2 separate regions of the Homo sapiens genome follow, and region 1 is linked to region 2. Evidence: read pairs that join two places in POLR2A ChIA-PET (ENCODE). Cell type or tissue: MCF 10A. All regions are shown on one strand. Links, peaks and the distances in the headings refer to the core of each region. The heading gives the core; the rest is flanking DNA. Region 1 overlaps EIF3L (eukaryotic translation initiation factor 3 subunit L). Region 2 overlaps TMEM184B (transmembrane protein 184B).

Region 1 (10,189 bases), core at 3,634-6,133, 360 kb before region 2:
CCTAGAACACAGTCATTTGTTTATATTGGTTCAGTGTCTGGGCATGATTGGCATGTTTTTGAGTTTTAAGAAGCGGTGGAAGGAACAGTTTAACCCAGAAAGCTGTTCAGACACACTAACGCTATATAACCTATGCATTCTTTTAAATTTCTCTGTCCCCACAATTCTCCTGGACTGGGCAATCACCCATGCACTGGTTATAGGCTGCCAGCCTCATAGGATATTTCCAGGTACCTGCTGCTGCTTCTGCTTGGGGTTCTTTTTCCCTTCAGAGCATTGAGCCTCTGTTTCTCTGAGATGTACATAACACTGTCACTGTATGCCAAGCACAATGCTAGGCACTTAGCACACATCTTCACATATCTAATTCTACTATCAATCGTGCAAAGTTGGTACCCGAGGTGCCAAGAGGTTACCTTTTCTCAAATTTATCCAGCTAGTAAGTGACAAAACTCCTTGAATCTAGACCAGCTTGTTATAACACCAGTATTCTACACATTATCCCAACTTTGAGCACTTGCTAGATTCTGTTCTTCCCGACTTCTAAATTATAGAGTACGTGAAGTTTCTTTTTTTTTTTTTTTTTTTTTGAGAGAGAGTGAGTCTCGCTCTGTCGCCCAGGCTGGAGTACAGTGGCGCGATCTCAGCTCACTGCAGGCTCCACCTCCCAGGTTCACGCCATTCTCCTGCCTCAGCCTCCTGAGTAGCTGGGATTGCAGGTGCCTGCCACCACACCTGGCTAATTTTTTTGTATTTTTAGTAGAGACGGGGTTTCACTGTGTTAGCCAGGATGGTCTCCATCTCCTGACCTCGTGTTCCGCCCGCCTTGGCCTCCCAAAGTGCTGGGATGACAGGCGTGAGCCACCACGCCCGGCCTAGAGTGCCTAAAGTTTCTTAAAATGCCATCTGTACTATTTAAGGCTGGGCGCGGTGGCTCACGCCTATAATCCCAGCACTTTGGGAGGCTAAGGGCAGGTCACCTGAGGTCAGGAATTTGAGACCAGCCTGGCCAACATGGAGAAACCTCGTCTCTATTAAAAATATGAAACTACAAAAATAAGCTGGGCGTGGTGGCGGGTGCCTGTAATCCCAGCTACTTGGAAGGCTGAGGCAGGAGAATCGCTTGAACCCGGGAAGCGGAGGTTGCAGTGAGCCGAGATCGTACCACTGCACTCCAGCCTGGGTGACAGAGTGAGACTCTTGTCTCAAAAAGAAAAGAAAAATGCCATCTGTATTATTTATATACACCAATGACTTAATCTCTATCTTTAGCCTCAGTTGCCCCACTGAAGTCCAGACTTGTATATTCAGCTGTCAGCATCTGCACTTGGCTGTCTGAGTCATCTGAAGCTTAACACATCTAAAACTGAATTCTTATTTTCCCTCTAAACTAGTTTTTCTCATGGTAATCATCTCAATAAATGCTACCGTTTATTACCAAGTTAATTGGACTAAAAGCCTTGGCATTATTCTTGACTTTTCTCTGACATGATATCCAGCAAATCCTGTTAAGCTCTGTCTTCAACATACTTCTTTTTGTTGTTTTGTTTTATTTTGTTTTGTTTTTGAGACGGAGTCTCGCTCTGTCATCCAGGCTGGAATGCAGTGGCGCCGTCTCGGCTCACTCCAACCTCTGTCTCCTGGGCTCAAGCAATTCTCCAGGCTCAAACGATTCTCCTTCCTCAGCCTCCTGAGTAGCTGGGATTACAGGCATGCACCACCACGCCTGGCTAATTTTTGTATTTTTAGTAGAGACAGGGTTTCGCTATGTTGCCCAGGCTGGTCTCGAACTCCTGACCTCAGGTAATCCGCCCGCCTCGGCTTCCCAAAGTGCTAAGATTACAGGCGTGAGCCACTGTGCCTGGCCTTCAGCATACTTCTTGAATCAGCCACTTTTCACTGCCACACTGCTGCTCACCTAGTTGAAGTCATTATCATCTCTTCCCTGAATTACTGCAGGAGCTGCTTACCTGGTGTCAGTTTCCACTCTTGGCTGTTTATTCTCAACATAATAACCAGCATGATCCTTTTGCTACATAGTTTCATCAGGTCACTTCCAATCCTACCATGACTTCCCATCACACTTACTAATTCCAGGTTTTAGCCCTGTTTCCCTTCTCACTCATTTCCTGAAACTTTCCCCCTCCCTCCCTGGGCTCCTGGCAATATTCGTGGCACTTCAGAGCACTTATCTCTTGTACGTTGTATTTGTTTATTTAGGGGAGGGAGTTTCTTAATCTACTGGAAGGTTAACTCCACCGGGGTATGTGCTTGTCTTGTTCACCAATATAATCCAGTGCCTAGAATAATGTCTGGTCATAATGGTGTTAATTGAGCATGTGTGTGCTTGCATGCATGTGTAAGTGAAGGAAATTGGCACCAAGATCTCCACCTAAGGAGGTCCTAGTTTCTCACAGTTACTCACCCCTCTTCTCCTTGAGGACCGCTTGATATGGCTAGAACTCCTGCCTTGGCCACAGGAGCCACTGTCAGTAGTGGTAGGTGGAAAAGTTCTTGCTGCCAGAGTAAGGGGCCATGTTTTTCCGGCATCCCAGCGGGATCTCTGACTACTTTATCTGATAGAAAGTAAAGATTCCTGGCCAGGCGCTGTGGCTTACGCCTGTAATCCCAGAACTTTGAGAGGCTAAGGCGGGTGGATCACGAGGTCAGGAGTTCGAGACCAGCCTGACCAATATGGTGAAACCCCGTCTCTACTAAAAATACAAAAATTAGCCAGGCGTGGTGGCGTGTGCCTGTAATCCCAGCTACTCGGGAGGCTGAGACGGAAGAATCACTTGACCCCAGGAGGCAGAGGTTGCAGTGAGCTGAGATTGCACCGCTGCACTCCAGCCTAGGCACCAGAGCGAGACTCCGTCTCAAAAAAAAAAAAAAGTAAAGATTCCCTACTACCATTGATGCTAAAGTTCAGGTACTTTGTGGATATGCTAAGAATCTAGCCATTATGTGTACACTGCTTTTTTGGGAACACCATGACACCATAGCCCATAGTATAGCTGGTTTTACCACCTCTAATCTCTCTGTTTGGTCTGTAGATGAAGATTCAGCAGAAGCTTATTGATGCTGTTATCTTTTTATTAGCTACCAGGACTCCTACATAAATGACCAGTTTTAAGCCCTTGGGAAGCAGTTTTTCATTGAATGTGCTTAGATTGTGCTTAATGTATTAAGCACCTTACATAACTTTTATTAAACAGAGACGGGGTCTTGCCATGTTGCCCAGCCTGTTCTCAAACTCCTGGCCTCAGGTGATCAGCCCACTTCAGCCTCCCAGAGTGTTGAGATTACAGGCGTGAGCCACTGCGCCCAGCTATATAATCTTACTTCATTGTGACTAGTCAACAATCTTTTGCCCACATTTTACAGAGATTAAATACCTTGTGAGAACCCCACAGTTAATAAGAGGTGGGACTGACTCCAAAGTTGTGTTTCTTCTCCATCACAAATACATTGCTCATGGTATGGTTCCCCAGCTCAGAAACTATCAGTGGTTCTCAGATGCAAGCAACATAAAGACCAGACCAGGGGTCAGCCACCTTCTCTGTGGAGGGTCAGATAATAAGTATTTTAGTCTCGAGGGCCATGATGGTTTCTGTCAGATCTGTTCAGCTATGTCTTTGTGGCAGTTATCAACAATATGTAATGAGTGGGCATGGCTGTGTTCCAGTAAAACTTCTTTATTTACAAAACAGGTGGCGGAATAGATTTGCAGGCCCCCTGACCTAGATGCTTGTTTGGCGTTGGAAGACTGCAACATTCCTGGCCCGTAGTCTAGTGATGCCCGGTGCAGCATTATCTTCTCTTAACTCCCTAGCCTTCAAGTGCCACGATTTAACTTCTTCGCCTTTGCTAGTGTGGTTTTTTTCTGAAACACTTTTCCTTCTCTCTGCTTTGCCAGATCATCATCCCTGCTCTGAGGGTCATTTAAGGTCTGTTGCTGTAGAACCTAACCACGTGTTGCAGTATTCAGTGCGTCAGCTGCTATAGGACTTTCTATCTTCCCTCTCACTTGCATATTTACATAGTAAGAAAGAGAGGACAGATACCAATTCTCTTGTATTTGTTCACAGCTGTCACAGTATACCATGGGTAAAACACATTAAAATTAAATATCTGTATCTTGATATCTCTTGTTTTCTTTACAGGGGGGACCTTCCTTGGAGCAGAGGTTTGAATCCTATTACAACTACTGCAATCTCTTCAACTACATTCTTAGTGAGTCTGAGATTTGGCCAAGAGGGTGTGTGTGGTTATGATGAGGTTCAGCATTGGCCTCCAGCTTTTTTTTTTTTTTTTTTAAATTAGCAGGATCTTAATGTGTAGGTGGGAAGAGGGGAGGTCTTGTGATTCATGGTCCTTTTAAGAGAGAAATTACAAAGCATTCTGCAGCCTACAGAATGGGCAGAGTCATTGCTTTGAATCTGACTTTTCTGTGATCTCCTGCACAGATGCCGATGGTCCTGCTCCCCTTGAACTACCCAACCAGTGGCTCTGGGATATTATCGATGAGTTCATCTACCAGGTATCTGGTCAGCTTCAGCCTAATTTGAAATAACTGGTCCATGCCAGGAATAGCTGTTACTATTGTTTGTGTAAAAAAGCTGCAGGGTGTAAAAATATCCCCATTGTAGTGTAAAATACCCCATGGCAGTAGACTCCAGTTTCAGCTGGCTTTCGGAAGAGGCAGGGAAGCCTAAGCACTCCAGATAGGAAGCTGGAAGTCGGATAAGTTCAGCTCCTGACCTTCATCAAGCTCTTACTAGACCTTGTTAGGTGGTCTGGTGGTAAGAACACAGGCTTCACAGGCTTTGGAGCGAGGTGGAAGTGGATTCTAACTTGGGTGCTGCCACCTGCTGGTAGCTCTGTAACAGTGATGTGCTATTTAAACTCAGAGCCTCACTTTCTTTACCCACACAATGGAAATGTTCTATTATCTTTTTTTTTTTAAGAGTCAGGGTCAGGCCGGGCGCGGTGACTCACGCCTGTAATCCTAGCACTTTGGGAGGCAGAGGCGGGCAGATCACGAGGTCAGGAGATCAAGACCATCCTGGCTAACACGGTGAAACCCCGTCTCTACTGAAAGTACAAAAAATTAGCCGGGCGTGGTGGCAGGCGCCTGTAGTCCCAGCTACTCAGTAGGCTGAGGCAGGAGAATGGCGTGAACCTAGGAGGCGGAGCTTGCAGTGAGCCAAGATCGTGCCACTGCACTCCAGCCTGGTAACAGTGCAAGACTCCATCTCAAAAAAAAAAAAGAAAGAGTCAGGGTCTCACTCTGTTGCTCAGGCTAGAGTGCAGTGATAATAGCTTACTGCAGCCTAGAACTCCTGGGTTCAAGTGATTTTCCCACCTCAGCCACCTGAGTAGCTGCCACTACAAGGCCCACACCAACTTACGTGGATATTTATATTACTGTAGAGACGAGGGTCTTGCTGTGTTGCCCATGCTGGTGTTGAACTCCTGGCCTCAAGTGAGCCTCTTGACTTGGCCTCCCAAAGTGAGCCACCATGCCTAGCCATCTATATCTTGATTGTGGTGGTGGTTACTTAAGTGTATGCTCGATCAGAATACAATAGAACATTTTCATCACAACAAGAATATCACCTACCTCAGGAGTTGCTGTTCAAGGTCGAATGAGAACTGTGCCAAATGCAAATAAAGTACAGCAGCTGTGTAGCCTGGGGGTAAAAGTCCAGGTTTTGCTGTTGCTGTTTACTGGCTTTTTTTTTTTTTTTGGAGATGGAGTCTGACTCTGTTACCCAGGCTGGAGTGCAGTGGCATTATCCCGGCTCACTGCAACCTCTGCCTCCCGGGTTCAAGCGATTCTCTTGTCTCAGCCTCCCCAGTAGCTGGGATTACAGGTGCCCACCACCACGCCCAGCTAATTTTTGTATTTTTAGTAGAGACGGGGTTTCTCCATGTTGACCAGGCTGGTCTCGAACTCCCAACTTCAGGTGATCCGCCCTCCTTGGCCTCCCAAAGTGCTGGGATTACAGGTGTGAGCCACCGCGCCTGGCCTACTGGCCCATTTTAAAATGGTAACATGTTCTGTTGTGGGCACATTACTTAACCACACTGTGCATTGGTTTCCCCATCTCTAAAACGGATTGCTGCGAATGTTGCTGAGATACTACGTATAGAGTGTTTAGCATAGTGCCTGTCACAGAATAATTAATACACGTTGCCTGTTGATTGTGATGATGTTCAATGTCATCATTATTCTTTTCCATCTTATTTAGCCCAGTCCTTCTATTTAAAAATACAGATTGCTCACAACTGTAATCCCAGCATTTTTGGGGTCCAAGGCAGTAGGATCGCTTCAGTCCAGGAGTTCGAGAAATAGAGACTACAAAACATAAAATAGGCTGGGCGTGGTGGCTCACGCCTGTAATCCCAACACTTTGGGAGGCCTAGGTGGGCAGATCACGAGGTCTGGAGATGGAGACCATCCTGGCCACAATGGTGAAACCCCATCTCTACTAAAAAAAAAACAGCTGGGCGTGGTGGTGTGCGCTTGTAATCCTAGCTACTCGGGAGGCTGAGGCAGGGGAATCGCTCGAACCCGAGAGGCAGAGCTTGCAGTGAGCCAAAATCGTGCCACTGCACTCCAGCCTGGCGACAGAGTGAGACTCTGTCTCAAAAAAAAAACCAAAAAAAATAAAATATATAATTTGACAAAATATAATTCTTTTCCCCCTTTTTGTGCTGTCTATAGCTCTAACTGATTATTTCAGGATAAATTGGTATCTTAATAAAGATGTTATTAGAACTCCGTGAACCAGGGAGACGTTGTGTATACAAAGTGCTGAACCGTTACGAGTGGTGAGCTGAGAAACCTTCATAGTGCTCCTTGAGAAGGAGGCTTCCTGCTCAAGATTAGGCTTCAGTGCCTTTCATAGCAAAGGCCACAAACCGTACTGGCCTTGTTTGCCCTCTGGCTCCTTGGCTTGTGTCATCCTTTTATTTGGAATATTTATAGATGAATAGCAGTCTTTTTGACTTAGAGCAAGTGAAGAAGGATCATCCGTGCTGATTTTCTTTATCCCTCTTAAGATAATCATAATTCCCTGGGCTTAGCCAGTGTTGTTGTTAAGGGGCTTACGGTGCTTTCTAACAAAGACTGTCCAGTGAGGGTCAGTAAGTGGCTGGTGTATTTCGTCCTGGCCAGGTAGATGCCACATGGGGTAGGTGGCTCTTCCTCGCCACCCTGTTTTATTTATTTGTTTTTGTTTTTTCAAACTACAGATATAGTGAAAGTGCCTGCCTTGCTTGCTTTTGCAGAGGTATCAATTACTGTCTGGAAGGAAAGGCACCTTGTTGATGTTTCTCAGGCACTTACATAAACATGACTGTATAAAGAGAGATCACTTCAAAAATGGTTACGTACTCTATTGTGCCATTTACTGTGACTTGTTAACACACTTAAACCATATTTTCATAGACCTGACTTGCTCTTTTGCTGCAGTGTGCGTGATATGGATATACCATGCCTCTGATGATGAACCTTTGGGTTGTCAGTTTCCACAATTACAGGCAGTGAATCAGTGAATATCCATATATATGTTGTACACAGGCATATTTTTAGGGATCACTACCTAGAAGTAGAATTGTGGATTGAACGATACTTGCTTTTTAAGTTTTTTTAAATCAGCTTACTGAGGTATAGTTTATTTTTTTAAGTAGAGATGAGCCACCAGCTCGCGCCTGTTAATCCCAGCTCTTTGGGAAGCCAAGGCGGGTGGATCACGAGGTCAGGAGTTCGAGACCAGCCTGACCAACATGGTGAAACCCCGTCTCTACTAAAAATACAAAAAAATCAGCCGGGCGTGGTGGCAGGTACCTGTAATCCCAGCTATTTAGGAGGCTGAGGCAGGAGAATCGCTTGAACCTGGGAGGTGGAGGTTGCAGTGAGCTGAGATTGCGCCACTGCACTCCAGCCTGGGTGACAAAGCAAGACTCTGTCTCAAAAAAAACAAAAAACAAAAAACAGGTGTGAACCACCATGCCCAGCCATGAGGTGTAGTTTAATATACAATAAAATGTACCAGAATCAGTGTACAGTGGATGAGATTCAACAAATGTGTACAGTGCCACAATCAAGATAAAAGAACGTTTCAATCACTTTGAATTATAATAAATAGTAATATATTGTCCCACCAATGGGCTGTATCAAATTGTGTTACTACCAGCGGTGTTTGAGAGCAACTGTTGGTTTTTTTGTTTCTTTGTTTAAGAGATGGGGGTCTTGCCTTTATGGTCCAGGCTGGAGTGCAGTGGTGTGATCATAGCTCATTGCAGCCTTGACCTCCTGGGCTCAAGCAATCCCCCCACCTTAGCCTCCTGAGTAGCTCGGACTACAGGTGCACCCAGCTGATTTTTAATTTGTTGCAGAGATGGGGTCTTGAAATCCTGGGATAAAGCAATTCTCCCTGCTCAGCCTCCAAAAGTGCTGGGATTACAGGCGTGAGCCACCATGCCTAGCCAAGACCAACTGTTTTCTGTACTGGATATTATCAGTCTGTCTAATTTTTGTCAGTTCAATGGGAAAGAAATTCTGGCCGGGCGCAGTGGCTCACGCCTGTAATCTTAGCACTCTGGGAGGCCAAGGCGGGCAGATCACTTGAGGCCAGGAGTTCGAGACCAGCCTGGCCAACATGGTGAAACCCCGTCTCTACTAAAAATACAAAAATTACCCAGACTTGGTGGTGCATGTCTGTAATCCCAGCTACTCAGCAGCTGAGGGATGAGAATCACTTGAACCGAGAGGCAGAGGTTGCAGTGAGCTGAGATCACACCACCGCACTCCACCCTGGGCAGTAGAGTGAGATTCCGTCTCAAAAAAAAAAAAAAAAAAATCAGCGCGGTGGTTCACACCTGTAATCCCAGCACTTTGGGAGGCCGAGGCAGGCGGATCATGAGGTCAAGAGATTGAGACCATCCTGGCTAACACGGTGAAACCCCGTCTCTACTAAAAATACAAAAAAATTTGCCAGGCATGGTGGTGGGCGCCTGTAGTCCCAGCTACTCAGGAGGCTGAGGCAGGAGAATGGCGTGAACCCAGGAGGCGGAGCTTGCAGAGAGCCGAGATTGCACCACTGCACTCCAGCCTCGGAGACAGAGCGAGACTCCATCTCAAAAAAAAAAAAAAAAGAAAAAGAAAAAAAAATCATACTTTTCTGATTTCCCATATTAATTGTCAATTTTGTTTTCTTTGAAGTGATCATCACTATTCTTTGCCTGTTTTCTATTTGATTGCTTTTTTAATTGCATTACGAGAATTCTTTGTAGGATTTTTTTTTTTTTTTTTTTTTTGAGACAGAGTCTCGCTCTTTCGCCCAGGCTGGAGTGCAGTGGCATGATCTCTGCTCACTGCAGTCTCCACCTCCTGTGTTCAAGCGATTTTCCTGCCTCAGCTTCCCAAGTATCTGGATTACAGGTGTGCACCACCACGCCCTGCTAATTTTTTTTTTTTTTTTGCATTTTTAGTAGAGACGGGGTTTCACCATGTTGGCCAGGCTGGTTTTGAACTCCTGACCTCAAGGGATCCACCCATCTCGGCCTCCCAAAGTGCTTGGATAACAGGTGTAAGCGCCACCGCACCCAGCCTGAGAATTCTTTATATATTCTGGATATTCTTTTTTTTTCCCCCCTAAGGCGGAGTCTTGCTCTGTCACCTAGGCTGGAGTGCAGTGGCGTGATCTCAGCTCACTGCAACCTCTGCCTCCCAGGTTCAAGGGATTCTCCTGCCTCAGCCTCCCGAGTAGCTGGGATTACAGGCATGTGCCACCACACCTGGCTATTTTTGTTTTGGTGCTTTTTTTTTTTTTTTTTTTTTTTTTGAGACGGAGTTTTGCTCTTGTTGCCCAGGCTGGAGTGCAATGGTGCGATCTTGGCTCACCGCAACCTCTGCCTCCCAGGTTCAAGCGATTCACCTGCCTCAGCCTCCCGAGTAGCTGGGATTACAGGCATGTATCACTGTACCTGGCTAGTTTTGCATTTTTTGTACAGATGGGGTTTCTCCATGTTGGTCAGGCTGGTGTCAAACTCCCGACCTCAGGTAATCCGCCTGCATCGGCCTCCCAAAGTGCTGGGATTACAGGCATGAGCCACCGCACCCGGCCTGTTTTTGTATTTTTAGTAGAGATGGGGTTTCACCATGTTGGCCAAGCTGTTC
Region 2 (6,911 bases), core at 1-2,500:
CAACCATCCCTTCTGGGACAGAGAATGGGGTCCAGGATATGAGAAGGGGCAGGAAAAAATGGACTTCTTTGGCTGGGGAGCCCCAAGGGGAGGCTGGACTGTGAAGAGGAGCAGACATAAACCCCCACTGGGAGCTGGGCTGGCTGCAGGGAAGGGACCCAGGGTGGAGACTGGCAAGCTATGGGCAGTGAGCCTAGAATGCCCCAGAGAGGCCAGAGCAGGCTCAGCACTGACTGAAGTTGGGGCATGTGGGGCCAGAGGGCCTGGAAGCCAGGGGTGCCCGGTTCCACAGGTGCCAGGCGCGTCCCCCACCACCGGGGGAAGTGCTGTGCTCCCTCTACTCTGGAGATCAGGACCAGGCTGGCCTGCACCCCCAGGGGAGCAGATGCGACTCACTGGCTCCCTCTAAGAGGGCTTCCTCCTCATCTCTCTAATCAACTGTCCCCATCCTCAGGGGCTCAGAGCAGAAAGGTGGCCCAGGACACCTGGATGTAAGGGACGAGCCCACCCCTGGAACCCAGGATTCCTGACTCAGCTTGTGAACTCTTGGAAACATCGTGAAATGCCCCGATATCCCATGAACAGCACTGTGCCCCCAGAAGAAGGCGGGGCATATTCCAGAACGAGAAACGAGGACGGAAGCAGGCAAGCTCTACAGAGGGTGGCCCTTGACAGGTGCTCTGGGCGCTCCCACCCAGGGGGTGCCGGTGGGGAGGAGATGAGGACACGGAGAAGAGCTACAGAGAGACGCATGCCAGTGACAGTGACCAGAACTGACATGCAGGACAGACATGCAGACCAAGAGCGGGACCTACCGTAAGGGCCGTATGTTGGCACTGCCCGCGGCCAAACCCCGGGCAAAAGCAGGGCAAGGGGGGCGGGGAGAGAAGCCAAAGAAATAGAGAAGACAAGAGACAGCTGAGTGAACAATGTGTGCCCACCACCGAGGCCCACCAGCACGACACACCACACACCCTGTCCCCACCCCCCCAGGCCCCACAGGGCACCCAGGAAGCTCCAGGTGCCTCCTGGGGCCTGGCAGGGGGGATATCCACCTAGGGATGACTCCTCCCCTGGTGTTCACGCCAACAGGAAACATCCGTCTGGCGACTGAGTTCCGCCTCCACGTCTAGGTCAGGACGTCCCATCCCCACTTCTTCCCCGGCTAGCCTGGGGCCACATCCACACCTCACATTTTACAAACCTCACAACACTTCCCAGACCAGGACATGGAGGCTCAGAGGGAGGGGTTACAATCGCACAGCTGAGCCAGCTCTGCACCTAAGCCTATCCTGAGGGCTGAGGGTCTGGGCCTGGGTTAGAGGGTAGCAGGGGGCTCAGGACCAGTGGGGAGGCAGAAGAGGGCAAGCAGCTTCCCCGGCCGGGCGTGGGTATGTCTAGAGGGACAGCTCAGGCCAGGCAGCAGAGCCCCTCTGCTGAGCCCCAGTGGTGCAGGAATGGTTCTCTGCCATGGGCCCCCTTGCTCCTTGGGGTGGCCCCAGGCCCCAGGCCCAAGGATGATGTTCCCACGGGCACAGGGTATACCACACCAGGTCCAAGGGACACTGCCCTCAATGCTGGGTGTGTGTTTGCTAGATCCTTCCAACTGGGCCACCAGGTGGCAACCCCTGGCCTTTGTGCACCTGCTCTTTGGGCACAGAGTAGGTCTTCCCCCACCAGGGAAGGCACAGAGGAAGGGGGGCGGGAAGTGGGCCGCGGAGCCCCGCTGCAGGCAGACATTTCTACAGTCCACACCACCCACCACGGAGCCTGTGTGGGGCCTGCAGGTAGGCCCTGGGGAAGTGGGTTTCTTGCCTCCAGCCACTCGGGCAGACAGCTGGCAGCAGCCAGGCTCCTGGGTGGATGTGTCAGAGAAGGAGGCTCCCCTCTCCCCAGTCCCTCCTGCCCCTTTACTGGCTCAATCAGTCTCAGGCATTCCCAGCCTCCTCTTCCCCATCCTCCAAGGACAACCCCCTTCTGCCCAGTGGCCAGAGGCAGCCCTTCCAGCCCAGTGGAGCGTCCCGGGCAGCAGCACTTTCACATCACCCTGGGAGTGCTTAAAGCACAGAACTCTCACAGCACACCCAGCCTGCCAGCCCGGACCCATTACAGCGGGATCTCCGAGGGTGGGGCTGGGTATCAGCACTTCCAAAAGCTCTCCAGGGCATTTTCCAGTACAACTGGGGCTACTTACCACTGTTCTAGCAAGGAGGAAGATTCGCAGGTGTAAAAGAAAGCTGTTAAAACCTATTACCATCCGAGTCTGTTTCTCAGAAGTATTCTTTTTTTTCTTTCTTTCTTTTTTTTGAGACGGAGTCTTGCTCTGTCACCCAGGCTGGAGTGCAATGGCACAATCTCGCTCACTGCAAGCTCCGCCTCCTGGATTCACACCATTCTCCTGCCTCAGCCTCCCGAGTAGCTCGGACTACAAGCACCCGCCACCACGCCCGGCTAATTTTTTGTATTTTTAGTAGAGACAGGGTTTCACCGTGTTAGCCAGGATGGTCTCGATCTCCTGACCTTGTGATCCACCCGCCTCGGCCTCCCAAAGTGCTGGGATTATAGGCGTGAGCCACCGTGCCCGGCCAGAAGTATCCTTTTTTTAAAAAATAGCATATGAGATGAGGGAATTACAGGACAAAATGGTAACCACAGTGTTGGGAGTTAGAAGCCCGAGGGAATTTGTCTATTCATTACAGTCTCTGTCTGTATCAGCCCTGGACCGCCACACTTGGACCTGCTGCAAGGGACAGGTGGCCTGAGCTTCCAGGACCGAATCGGTCGTGCTGGTGGCACCTGCTCTTCCCCGACCTCTGTGGCCCCATTCCTGCATATAGAGTGGGGATCCCATGTCCTGACCCAGCCGCACCTGTAGGATGCTGGGAGGTGGGAGGGTCCTGGGATGTTTGGGGCTCCCTGCTTCTCCCAGCGGGGGTCGCCTAGGACCCTGGCTCATACCTTGTGCGTCCAGCCTCTTGTCAGCATAGACCTTGTAGGTGAAGGCGTGCCGCAGGGCCAGGGCTGCAAAGAACATCTCCACACAGATGATGAAGTCCTGGTAGCCGGCAGCCACGGTGCCCTCGCCCACCGACACGCGGGCCGAGTGGATTTTGGGGATGGCCCCACACTTCTCCAGGATGGCCAGGAGCATGCCTGGATGGGGAGGCACGGGTGTCTGGACCCAGAATGATTCCTTTCCTGCTCCCCCTTCTTCCACAATGCCCCATTCAGCTGCCCACATGCCCCAGTGAGGATGTGAGCAGGGCCACAGCTGCTCCTGCAGGGCAGGGGTAGCGACACAAGGCCACAGCCTCCGGAAACCCCACTCTCCCAGCTCTTTGCCACCGAAACTGAGATGCCAGCAATTACGCAGGGTCTCCTGGGCCCTCTCATCCATGTAGCGGCCCCACCAAAGCTCTCCCTAGCCCCTGGGAAAGGCCCTCGAGGGCTCAGATTTCACCCCCAGCAAGTGCCCAGTGGGCTGAGGCCCCTCTGAACAGGCCCTACAGGCACCAGGGACCATAAGCAGAAGGGGCAGCAGGAAGCGCAGAGGACAGGGTGGCATGGGCAGCCTCCAGGTGCTGGGAGGGGGCTCACCTTGCCAGAAGGAAAGAAAGATGACGGACTTGACCATGAAGAACTTGAGGACGGGGCTGTAGGGGCTGAGCAGCTCCCGGGTGGCGAAGTAGAAGAGGAAGAGGGCGTAGAGGGCCAGGCTGACGGAGATGTTGTAGATGATGGTCACGTAGAGGTAGCCACTGGTGACGCTGCGGGACGGGGAGCATTTTCTGGCTGGGACAGACCCTTGGAGGGAAGGGGCTCTCCTCGACTGCACCACACACAGTCCCCATGGCTCTCAGCCCCACACCTCCAGCAGAGCTCAACGAGCCACTGAAGGGGTCAGAATGGGTGATCAAAGCGACAGACAGGGGTGGGGGTACATGGGGTGCGCCTGCAGGCCAGACCAGCTCTACTGCCTCTGCGTGGCTCGTGGACTTGTCTAAGCCCTGGTGCCCACACTCCTAACGTTGGACACCAGTGTGGAAGCCAGGGCCGGGCCCGAGGCCATAGCCTGACACTCAGATAACAGGCGTCAAAATAGGTGACGCTGCTCAGCTCTGCTGCCTTTTCACTCGGTCGGCTGCATCCCCCTGACCTCCTTTTGCCCACCTGCCCTGGCAGGGCTGTTACACAGTTCACAGACAGTGTGTGCCGAGAGCTTGAAAGCACAGGGCTAGACACATGGTCACTTTTTTTTTTTTTTTTTTTAGATATGGAGTTTTGTTCTTGTCACCCAGGCTAGAGTGCAATGGCGTGATCTTGGCTCACCGCAACCTCTGCCTCCTGGGTTCAAGCGATTCTCCTGCCTCAGCCTCCCGAGTAGCTGGGATTATAGGCACCCGTCACCACGCCCGGTTAATTTTTTGTATTTTTAGTAGTGATGGGGTTTCACCATGTTGGCCAGGCTGGTCTTGAACTCCTGACCTCAGGTGATCTACCCGCGTTGGCCTCCCAAAGTGCTAGGATTACAGGCGTGAACCACTGTGCCCAGCCACGGGGTCACTTTCACTAAGCCCAGAATGAAATGGGTGTGGACAATTTACACAGCACGGGCTTTGTATCTGTGGACTTGAGCCGACCTCTTGGGGCTCTGACCCTCTCGCTCCCTGCCTCAGCAGTGGTCACTGTCCCTTTGTGGCCCATCCCTTCATGGTACCACTCTGCAGCCTGGACATGAACGTGACTGCTGCCAATGGCTCACTCCGGGGCTGGCAGCGGGGCCAACTGCAAGGGTGTCCACTGCTGGGCTCAGACTTCAGGGGGGTTGTGAGCACCAGACACCCAGGAAGGTCATGGCTGTGCGGCCACTCTGGCTGCCCCCTTCCCTGAGCCAAGGCACCAGCCTGCGCCAACACTCCTCCCACACACCCCGGGGAGCACCCGCTGCTTACTCAAAGTCCCCATCCCGGTACTTGCCGAAGGCCTGGAGGACCACAGTGCTGACCGCCATGAGTGGCTTCACCACACAGAACTGCAGGGTGGCCTGTTGGGGGGAAAAGGAGGTTGAGTGTGGAGGAGGAGCACAGAAGGCATGAAGCAAGCCCTGCCTCTGGCAGACGGAACTGTACCGGATGGAGGGACAGAGAGGATGAAGGAGACGGAGAGGACGGAGGGATGGAGGGACGGAGGGGATGGAGGGACGAAGGGATGGAGGGGATGGAAGGATAGAGGAGATGGAGGAGATGGGGGGTGGCTACGTGTCCTGCTCCCAGGGGACTGCTGTCTGCGCGGGGCGGGGGGCAGAACATATAGGAGATGCAGCCAGCGCAATGCCGTATGTGATATGAGCATGTGGAGGAAGGGAGGGAGGAAGGGAGGAATGGTGTGGCAGGGCACGATGGAGGCGGGAGACAGGAGATGCACACAAGGAAGCTTCTCGAGCCAGGACCATCAGGTGGGTGCCGGAGATGAGAGGCTCGACAGGCAGAGGGGGCAGCTTGCACCAAGGCCCCGAGGCAGAGGGTGGACAGGTGCAAGGGGCTGCGCACTAGAGAGGTGGCTGAGGAGATGGGCAGGGCCAGGTCCTGGAGACCTTGGTGCCCGGGGCAAGGCTAGGGCCCTGCTCAAGGAACCAGCCACCGGGAAGCCGGCGCAGGTGAGGGCCTCCTCCCATCCTCCATGTCCACCCCCGATCTGGTTCCTAGCCCTACTCTCTGGGCCTGGGTCCAGGGTTTCTGGTCAGCAGAGGTCACTCTGGGGATGGAGGTGACCTGCAGGAGCCCAGAGCACGTGGACTCCAGAGTCTCAAAATCTGAGTTTGAACTCTGGGGACAGCTTGGGCAGACACTTGGCCTCTGAGCACAGACTCCCTGATGAAAAGGATGTAGTCACTCCCCACACCACAGGGCCACTGCTGCGGGGATGGCACAGCCAGGAAGCGCAGCATCTTCTCGGGAGTCTCCCGCCTCTGTACATGCACTAACGGCGCCTGCTAGCTGGCTGAGCCACGGAAAGAGTTCCTCAGCCAGGTTTTCCCGATTCCCTACGGGCGGACCCATGGTGCCCATAACATCACTAGTATCACCATTATCTAGAAAGCAAATAAATCTAAGCCCTAAGACCCCTTCTGAGGAGCTGGGGGAGGTTAAATCCAATCCAAAAGGCTCAACTAGTGTAGCTGCAAAGAGGACGAGGAGCCTGGAGTGGGAACCGTGATCCGTGAAACCTGCAGCTTCTGCCCCAACTGGGGATCTGAGTGGGTCTTGCAGGGGAGCCCCAGGCAGCCCACACCATGGGGCTGCCATACGGAGAGGCCCGCGTGATGGGGCAGACGTGCAGTCCCACTCTCAGAAAGCCCCACAGAACGTCCCTGGCCCTGTCATCCCGCCTAGAGAAGTGGGACTGGCACCTTCTGGGGAAAAGGGAAGAACGGCAGTTTGCATGAGTTCCAGTTATGAGCCTAGCAACAGGCTGGTGTTTCCCTGGGTCAGCTCACCTGGTACTCATGACAGCCCCCTGACGTGGGTGCTGTCATTATCCCCATGGTACAGGTGAGGAAACTGAGGCAGAGAGAAGCTGAAGCAGCAGCAGCAGCAGCAGCAGAGCCCAGGCCAGCAGGCCCCAGAATCATCACCTGACCATACCCTGGACCAGTCAGCAGTTCCCAGGCTGGGCTGGACATCAGAACCCCCAGGGAGCTTTAGACATGTGCCAGGTTCCAGGGCTCCATTCCAGAACTTCTCCTATGGGCTAGGGTAGTGGGTGGTTGATCTGGGAATCTCTACTTTAAGTAGGGAATCTCTCCAGAAGGTCTGGATATTGAGCACTGGCCCTGAGGAGTCAAAGGCCTGTCTCTGTGCCTCTAGGACAAAGCTGTGGGGTGTGCTCTCTCGCCCTGGTAAAGAAAGGAA

What was found. ChIA-PET counts read pairs that join two places held together with the same protein. Peaks named below come from ENCODE experiments on the same cell type or tissue, not always from the same donor. Only the 100,000 strongest peaks of a DNase experiment are listed, where the experiment ranks them.
Region 1: POLR2A ChIA-PET joins it to region 2 with 5 read pairs; 2 of 35 experiments call an interaction of 5 or more read pairs at or near these places.

The regions. Positions count from the first base shown.
Region 1 is chr22:37,858,806-37,868,994 of GRCh38, forward strand. It overlaps EIF3L (eukaryotic translation initiation factor 3 subunit L), which reads left to right. Exons shown (of 13, transcript NM_016091.4): 6 at 4,164-4,233; 7 at 4,467-4,540. Among named protein-coding and RNA genes, the nearest start is that of EIF3L, 14 kb to the left of the region's middle. RefSeq lists an enhancer at 3,745-4,244. In MCF 10A, for the core only: a CTCF peak has its summit at 4,885 (motif pointing left); a DNase peak (open chromatin) is centred at 4,866.
Region 2 is chr22:38,221,827-38,228,737 of GRCh38, forward strand. It overlaps TMEM184B (transmembrane protein 184B), which reads right to left. Exons shown (of 9, transcript NM_012264.5): 6 at 4,953-5,044; 7 at 3,598-3,767; 8 at 2,959-3,153. SNORA92 (small nucleolar RNA, H/ACA box 92) reads right to left here and starts at 2,894; the gene lies at 2,653-2,894. RefSeq lists enhancers at 917-1,417, 2,833-3,333. In MCF 10A, for the core only: a CTCF peak has its summit at 1,664 (motif pointing right); a DNase peak (open chromatin) is centred at 1,145.